Linked DNA regions of Homo sapiens: region 2 is linked to region 1. A link is a contact called in ENCODE POLR2A ChIA-PET data. All regions are on one chromosome and are shown on one strand. The core of a region is the stretch at or near the end of the contact, and the rest is flanking DNA. Distances in the headings are between cores, read along the strand shown. Region 1 holds the start of LINC01144 (long intergenic non-protein coding RNA 1144). Region 2 holds the start of RAB3B (RAB3B, member RAS oncogene family).

Region 1 (2,879 bases), core at 202-2,701:
TATAAACAGCTACAATGTTAATCAATAGGGGGCTGGTTAAATTAATATAACACATCCACACAATATAACACACACAGGGTATTACGTGGCCATTAAAAATACCATGGTAGGCTGGGCGCAGTGGCTGACACCTGTAATCCCAGCACTCTGGGAGGCCAAGGCAGGTGATCACCTGAGGTCAAGTGTTCGAGACCAGCCTGGCCAACATGGCGAAACTCCCTCTCTACCAAAAATACAAAAATTAACTGGGCATGGTGCAGGTGCCTGTAATCCCAGCTATTCTGGAAGCTGAGGCAGGAGAATCACTTGAACCCCGGAGGCGGAGGATGCAATTAGCCGAGATCGTGCCATTGCCTGGGCGACAGAGCAAGACTTCTGTTTAAAAAAAAAAAAAATCATGGTAGGGCCGGGCACGGTGGCTCAGCCTGTAATCCCAGCACTTTGGGAGGCCAAGGCAGGCAGATCACCTGAGGCCACGAGTTCCAGACCAGCCTGGCCAACATGGCAGAAACCCCCATCTCTACTAAAAAGACAAAAATTAGCCCAGCGTGGTGGCGCATGCCTGTAATCCCAGCTACATGGGTGGCTGAGACACGAGAATCGCTTGAACCCAGTGGTGTGCCACTGCACTCCAGTCTGGGCAACAGAACCAGACTCCATTTAAAAAAAAAAAAAAAGTACATATGGTAAATATTATGTGTATTTTACCAAAACAAGTTTTTATTTTTAAGGCACAATCTTGCCCTGTCGTCCAGGCTGGAGTGCAGTGGCGCGATCACAGCTCACTGCAGCCTTAACCTCCCCCAGCTCGGGCGATCCTCCCACCTCAACCTCCCGAGTAGCTGGGACCACAGGCCTGCGCCACTACGCCCGGCTAATTTTTGTATTTTTGTAGAGACGGGGTTTCACCATGTTGGCCAGGCGGATCTCGAACTCGTGATTTCAAGTGATCCGCCCGCCTCGGCCTCCCAAAGCGCTGGGATTACAGGCGTGAGTCACCGCACCTAGCCGAAAAAGAATTTTTTAAAGTCACCATCTCTACGAGGTTTTTCTGGGCCACCCCCCGGTAAAATGTCAAGCCCTCGACGAGCCGGGAGAGAGTCGGAATCCTGTGGGGGAGGCAGGGGCGTGTCCAGAAAGGCGGGAGCTTCCGGAACCGCTTAGAGCTAAGGGAGCTCGGAGCGGGGGCCGGGGCCGAGGGCGGAGCAGGGTGGGGAAGGGGCGGGTCCAGAAAGACGGGAGCTTCCGAGGCCGCCTCCACAGGAAGGGAAAGGGGCGGGAGCTTGGAGGGGGCGGGTCCAGAATGGCGGGAGCTTCCGGGGCCGCCGCCTCTGGAAGGAAAAGGGGAGGGAACGTAGAGGGGGAGGGAACGTAGAGGGGGCGGGACCAGGAACGAGAGCGCGTGGGTTTCTGGGGTGTCCGCCGGCGCCCCCTGGGATTGGGGAGAGAGGGAAGGGCTGAGGCTCACGGTTTCGGAGTAAGGGGAGCGGCCCGGCGAGCCGCCGCGCCTGGGTTAAGAGCTGCAGGAGGAACGTGGCTTCACGAGTTCGGCTCCTCGGCCATCCACAGCCCGGGCCTCCGCCTCTGCTGACCTGGCGGCTGTAGAAGGCAGAAGAGGCCTGAAACCTGCAGCAGGAGCACCACCCTGCCCCGCGGCCCCGCGCGCCCTCCAGTGGCGTCATCCCATCCGCTTTGATCTCGACTGGCGCGCCTACCCTCGGCAGCGGCACCCCTTGGGAGCGCAATCGCGGGCAGACTCCGAGGACCCATCTTGCGAAAGTTCTGCGAGGTCCTGACTTTAAGGGAACAGGGGTCGTACTTGGGCCATGGCCGGAAGGGAGATCCAACATCCATGACGACGTCTACCCCCCAGCCTGCCCCTTCAGAGCCCAGTCTGTGCCTTGCGTCAAAGTCAAGCAAGGGCTCTTGTAGGGCACCGAGCCCCAGCCAAAATCACCCTTTTCTTTCAGATAGCCCCCACTTACCCCCAGAAACCTTACTCTCTCCCTCGGGAGCAGGTGGGAAGTGAAAGGCCGGGGGGGCTGTTTCTGCTCTGCTTGTCTGTACCTGTGGCCCTTGAGTGGAAAACCCCGCCGCTGGACCAAAGACCTGGAGGCTCCAGGATTGCCCACTTGGGACCCTGACTATGAAGGGTCAAGATAGCCCATTCTGCCCCAGCACTCAGAGCCCTATTACCAAGGCCCCTACTCCAAGAATCCACCATCAAAACCGGGGCCCTGCCAGTGCCTTCCCAGTGTTCAGGCCTAGGGAAGAATAGCCCCATTATGCCTGTTACTCCTGATCCTTCTGCAGTCTCTCTCTTTGTGACCCCATGGCCTTTGCTGCTATGTCTGCCCTGGCCCCACAGAGTGCCAGGTCAGAGCCACCCTGGCCTACATAGCAGGGCCCCGGTTCACAGGCTAAAACCTGGGCCTCCTGCCAGGCTGCAACTCCCAGCTGCACACCGCAACCTGAGACATCTCAGCATATTCTAGGAACTAGTAATGGGGACGCTTCCGACTCGCTGGGGAAGGGAGATGAGGGCCTCTAGCTCTCCATGCCCAGTCTCTCATCATCAAAGTCATTTAAGGCCCCAGCGACCCCAGGGTTCAGCAGCATCCTGTTCATCATGAGCAGAGGGGTGACTGAATAGAATGGGAGGCAGGTGTGGCCTGAGCAGTTCCCAACCTGAATTTTCCTTTGAGCTTGGTGATTTGGGGCGGGGGATTGAGATATTTTCCTTTCACTTGTGGGAAATCTTGGGGCCCCACAAATCACTAAGCTGAAGGGAAAAGTCAAGCTGGGAACTACTCAGGGCAAACCTGCCTCCCATTTTATTCAGTCACTCCTCTGCTCGCTGAGATAGACACATACCTGAT
Region 2 (2,871 bases), core at 188-2,687, 6.7 Mb after region 1:
GGGCCCATCTTTCTCCCACCTCCTCCACATCTCTCTTAGCTTCCAAAGGCTGCTGCCCTGCCCTCCCCAAAGTTGCTTCCATGCTTGGACTACAGAACAGAGTTGGATGACTTTTTCTGTCCACGATTCTCTTATTTTCTGTGATCCCCGGTGCCCGTGTAACAAGGTCCAGTGCCTGGGTCCCCTCCTTGGACTCCTGAGTGGCCGAGACACCGCTAGTGCGTGGACACCACTCCAGCCCCCATTACCTTTCCACCCTTACACCACGACCCACACCTGGCCTCCTCCCCAGGCTGACCCAGCGCCCCACCACCCTATCTATACACTCCAAGTTCTCCCACGATTCCTCCACTTGCAGCCGCCAGACCCTACTCTATTCCAGAGCCTCCTCTCCACTCCTGACCAGAATGTAGGCCCCTGTGTCCATTTCCAAGGCCACTTCCCTGTGTCTCCACCGGCTCCCTGCCCCCTTCCTCTGCAGCAGGGTAGACCCAACCTGGCCTCTCACCCTTCCATTCTCCCAAGCTTCCCGCCCCCAAGCCCCACCCCTCGTCTTCCATCTACAGTTACCCCCACGCCGGTCCCCAGCCGGGCTCAACCTCCGACCCCAGCTATCCATACCCACATCCCCCATAAATGACCCTCTTTCGACCAGACACTGCCCTGCTGCCTTTCTCCTTCCCAGCTATCCATACCCACATCCCCACCCCCGACCCTCTCCCAACCAGACACTCCCCAGCTGCCCAGCGCCCCTTGCCCTCGGCACCTCAGTCCCCTCCAGCTCCAAACGACCCCCGCCCAGCCAGTCCCCTCCCCTCAGCTCCTCACCTCCATGCCTCCCCCCGCACCCCCGCTCTAGCTCCCCTCAGTCCGCTCCCTTCACCGCCCCCTTCGCTGCCCCTCGGCTGCCCGGTACCACCTTTCCGCACAGCCCCACTCCGCCCTCCTCGCAGCTCCCCCGCCCCCCACGCCCCCGTTTCCCCCAGCGATCCCTCACTGCCCTCCAGTTGCCCCCCATCTCTCCTCCCAGCCCCAGCGCCGTCTTTCTTGCTCCCCTCCCGCCCTTGGAGCTCCCCCGGCTGCCCCCAACGTCTGGGAGACCCCCTCGGCGCCCCCTCCCTAGGTGAGCCCCACCTCTGCCGCCGCGGAGCCCCCTCCCTCGCTCCTCCCCCGGCTTCCTTCCGCTGCCCCGCGCTCCTTCTCGGCGCCCGCTCTCGGTGCCCAGCGCCCCGCGCCGGGGATCGGTCCCTGATCCTCCGCGGGCGGGCTGCCGGGGCCGCGCCCCTTACCGCGGACTCCGAGTGCGGGACGACGGGTTCGCTCCCGGACGGTCGGCGGGACGGCAGGACCTGGCGTCGGGAGGGCGCGGAGGGGGCCGGGGCGGGGCGCTGCGGGATGGTCTGGTCCGGTCAGGTCCTCACAGTGGCGCCTGAGGGCTGAGGCTCCCGCTCCAGCACTGCTCCGCTCCGGCCGCATCCAGGCCCCGCCCAAGGGCGGAGTCTGTGTTCGCCCCGCCCCGGCCCTCAACTCCTAGCAGGTGTAATCCGAGGTGACTCAGGACCTCCAGGTCCCCCATGTCTGGGTGACTCTCGTGATTTATCTTAATTGTCATGCCTCGTTCCATTGACTGAACTTACTAGGGTAATTAGAGAGCTTTGATGATAATGTAGCTGATGATGGGTAGCAGTTTTGCCATTTCCAAACTGCTTTCTGGTCCGGTCCGTTCTATGGCTCCGTCTTCACAAAAGCCCAGAGAGGGAGGCTGACTACAAGCGGAAACCAAGCCAGAAACCTGGACGCTGTCCTCTACCCTATCTGTGTTTCCTTCACACCCCACATCCCACCGCCTTAACATATCCCTGCCCTTCCTCTGTGTCTCCATTGCCCTTGTTCTGACTCCAGCATCATCACTTCTTGCTTGGACTAATGCAACAGCTTCCTAATTCCTGCCTTCACTCTCCAATTCACCCTATAAAACCAGGACGTGGTGTCAGCATGGCCATTTCCACCCTTGTACAAAAATTCTTTCTCCTGTGGTCTCCAGTCATACCACCCTCCACCCCTCCTCATCACTGACACCCAATTGTTCCTTATGCATTAAAGATTGCAGCCCCTGGCCCATGGTCATCCTAACTAGCCCCTGTTCTGCCATACTCCTGGTGACTTCGGTAGCTGTGAGACTTCCTGGTCCCATTCATTCTGAGTCAGATACCAAAATCATTTTGACACAAGCCCGAGCAACCCTTTAAAAAATGTCACCATGTTACCATCAACCTTGTTTAAGAAAACTCTCGGCCAGGCACAGTGGCTGACGCCTGTAATCCCAGCACTTTGGAAGGCCAAAGTGGGCAGATCACTTGAGGTCAGGAGTTCGAGACCAACCTGGCCAACATGGTGAAACCCTGTCTCTACTAAAAATACAAAAATTAGCCGGGCATGGTGGTGCATGCCTGTAGTCCCAGCTACTTGGGAGGCTGAGGCAGAATTGCTTGCACCCAGGAGGCAGAGGTTGCAGTGAGCCGAGATCACTGCACTCCAGCAGTGCACTCCAGCCTGGGCAACAAAGCCAGACTCCATCAAAAACCAAACAAACAAACAAACAAAAACCTCTCAATGGTTTCCCATTACCAGGAGGCTGTCAACAGGAGTAGAAAAATGTTCTTGCCTGGCCTGGCCCTAGGAAGTCCCACTTCCACTAGAGGAGGCAGATAGAGGAGGCAATAAATACCCCACCCTCAAATCCTGATATGGACTTCCAGTCTTCCTGAGGTCACAGGAGCCAGCTGAAGGCTTGCTCTAGAATCATTGTCTTTCCCCACACTTCTCCCCCATCTCAGATCTTAGAGGTCTGAGTCAAATACCAAAACCATT

Evidence for each region. ChIA-PET counts read pairs that join two places held with the same protein, here RNA polymerase II (POLR2A).
Region 2: POLR2A ChIA-PET joins it to region 1 with 12 read pairs in WTC11. The contact joins the promoter of RAB3B here to the promoter of LINC01144 in region 1. POLR2A ChIA-PET finds 5 or more read pairs at or near these places in 2 of 52 experiments (WTC11 and activated T-cell).

The regions. Positions count from the first base shown.
Region 1 is chr1:45,302,459-45,305,337 of GRCh38, forward strand. It overlaps LINC01144 (long intergenic non-protein coding RNA 1144), which reads left to right and starts at 1,452. Exons shown (of 1, transcript NR_024270.1): 1 at 1,452-2,879. It overlaps LOC105378691 (a long non-coding RNA gene), which reads right to left and starts at 1,288. Exons shown (of 3, transcript XR_947287.4): 1 at 1,034-1,288. RefSeq lists enhancers at 1,025-1,084, 1,545-1,784 and a silencer at 1,175-1,354.
Region 2 is chr1:51,989,263-51,992,133 of GRCh38, forward strand. It overlaps RAB3B (RAB3B, member RAS oncogene family), which reads right to left and starts at 1,438. Exons shown (of 5, transcript NM_002867.4): 1 at 1,290-1,438. RefSeq lists a silencer at 1,352-1,461.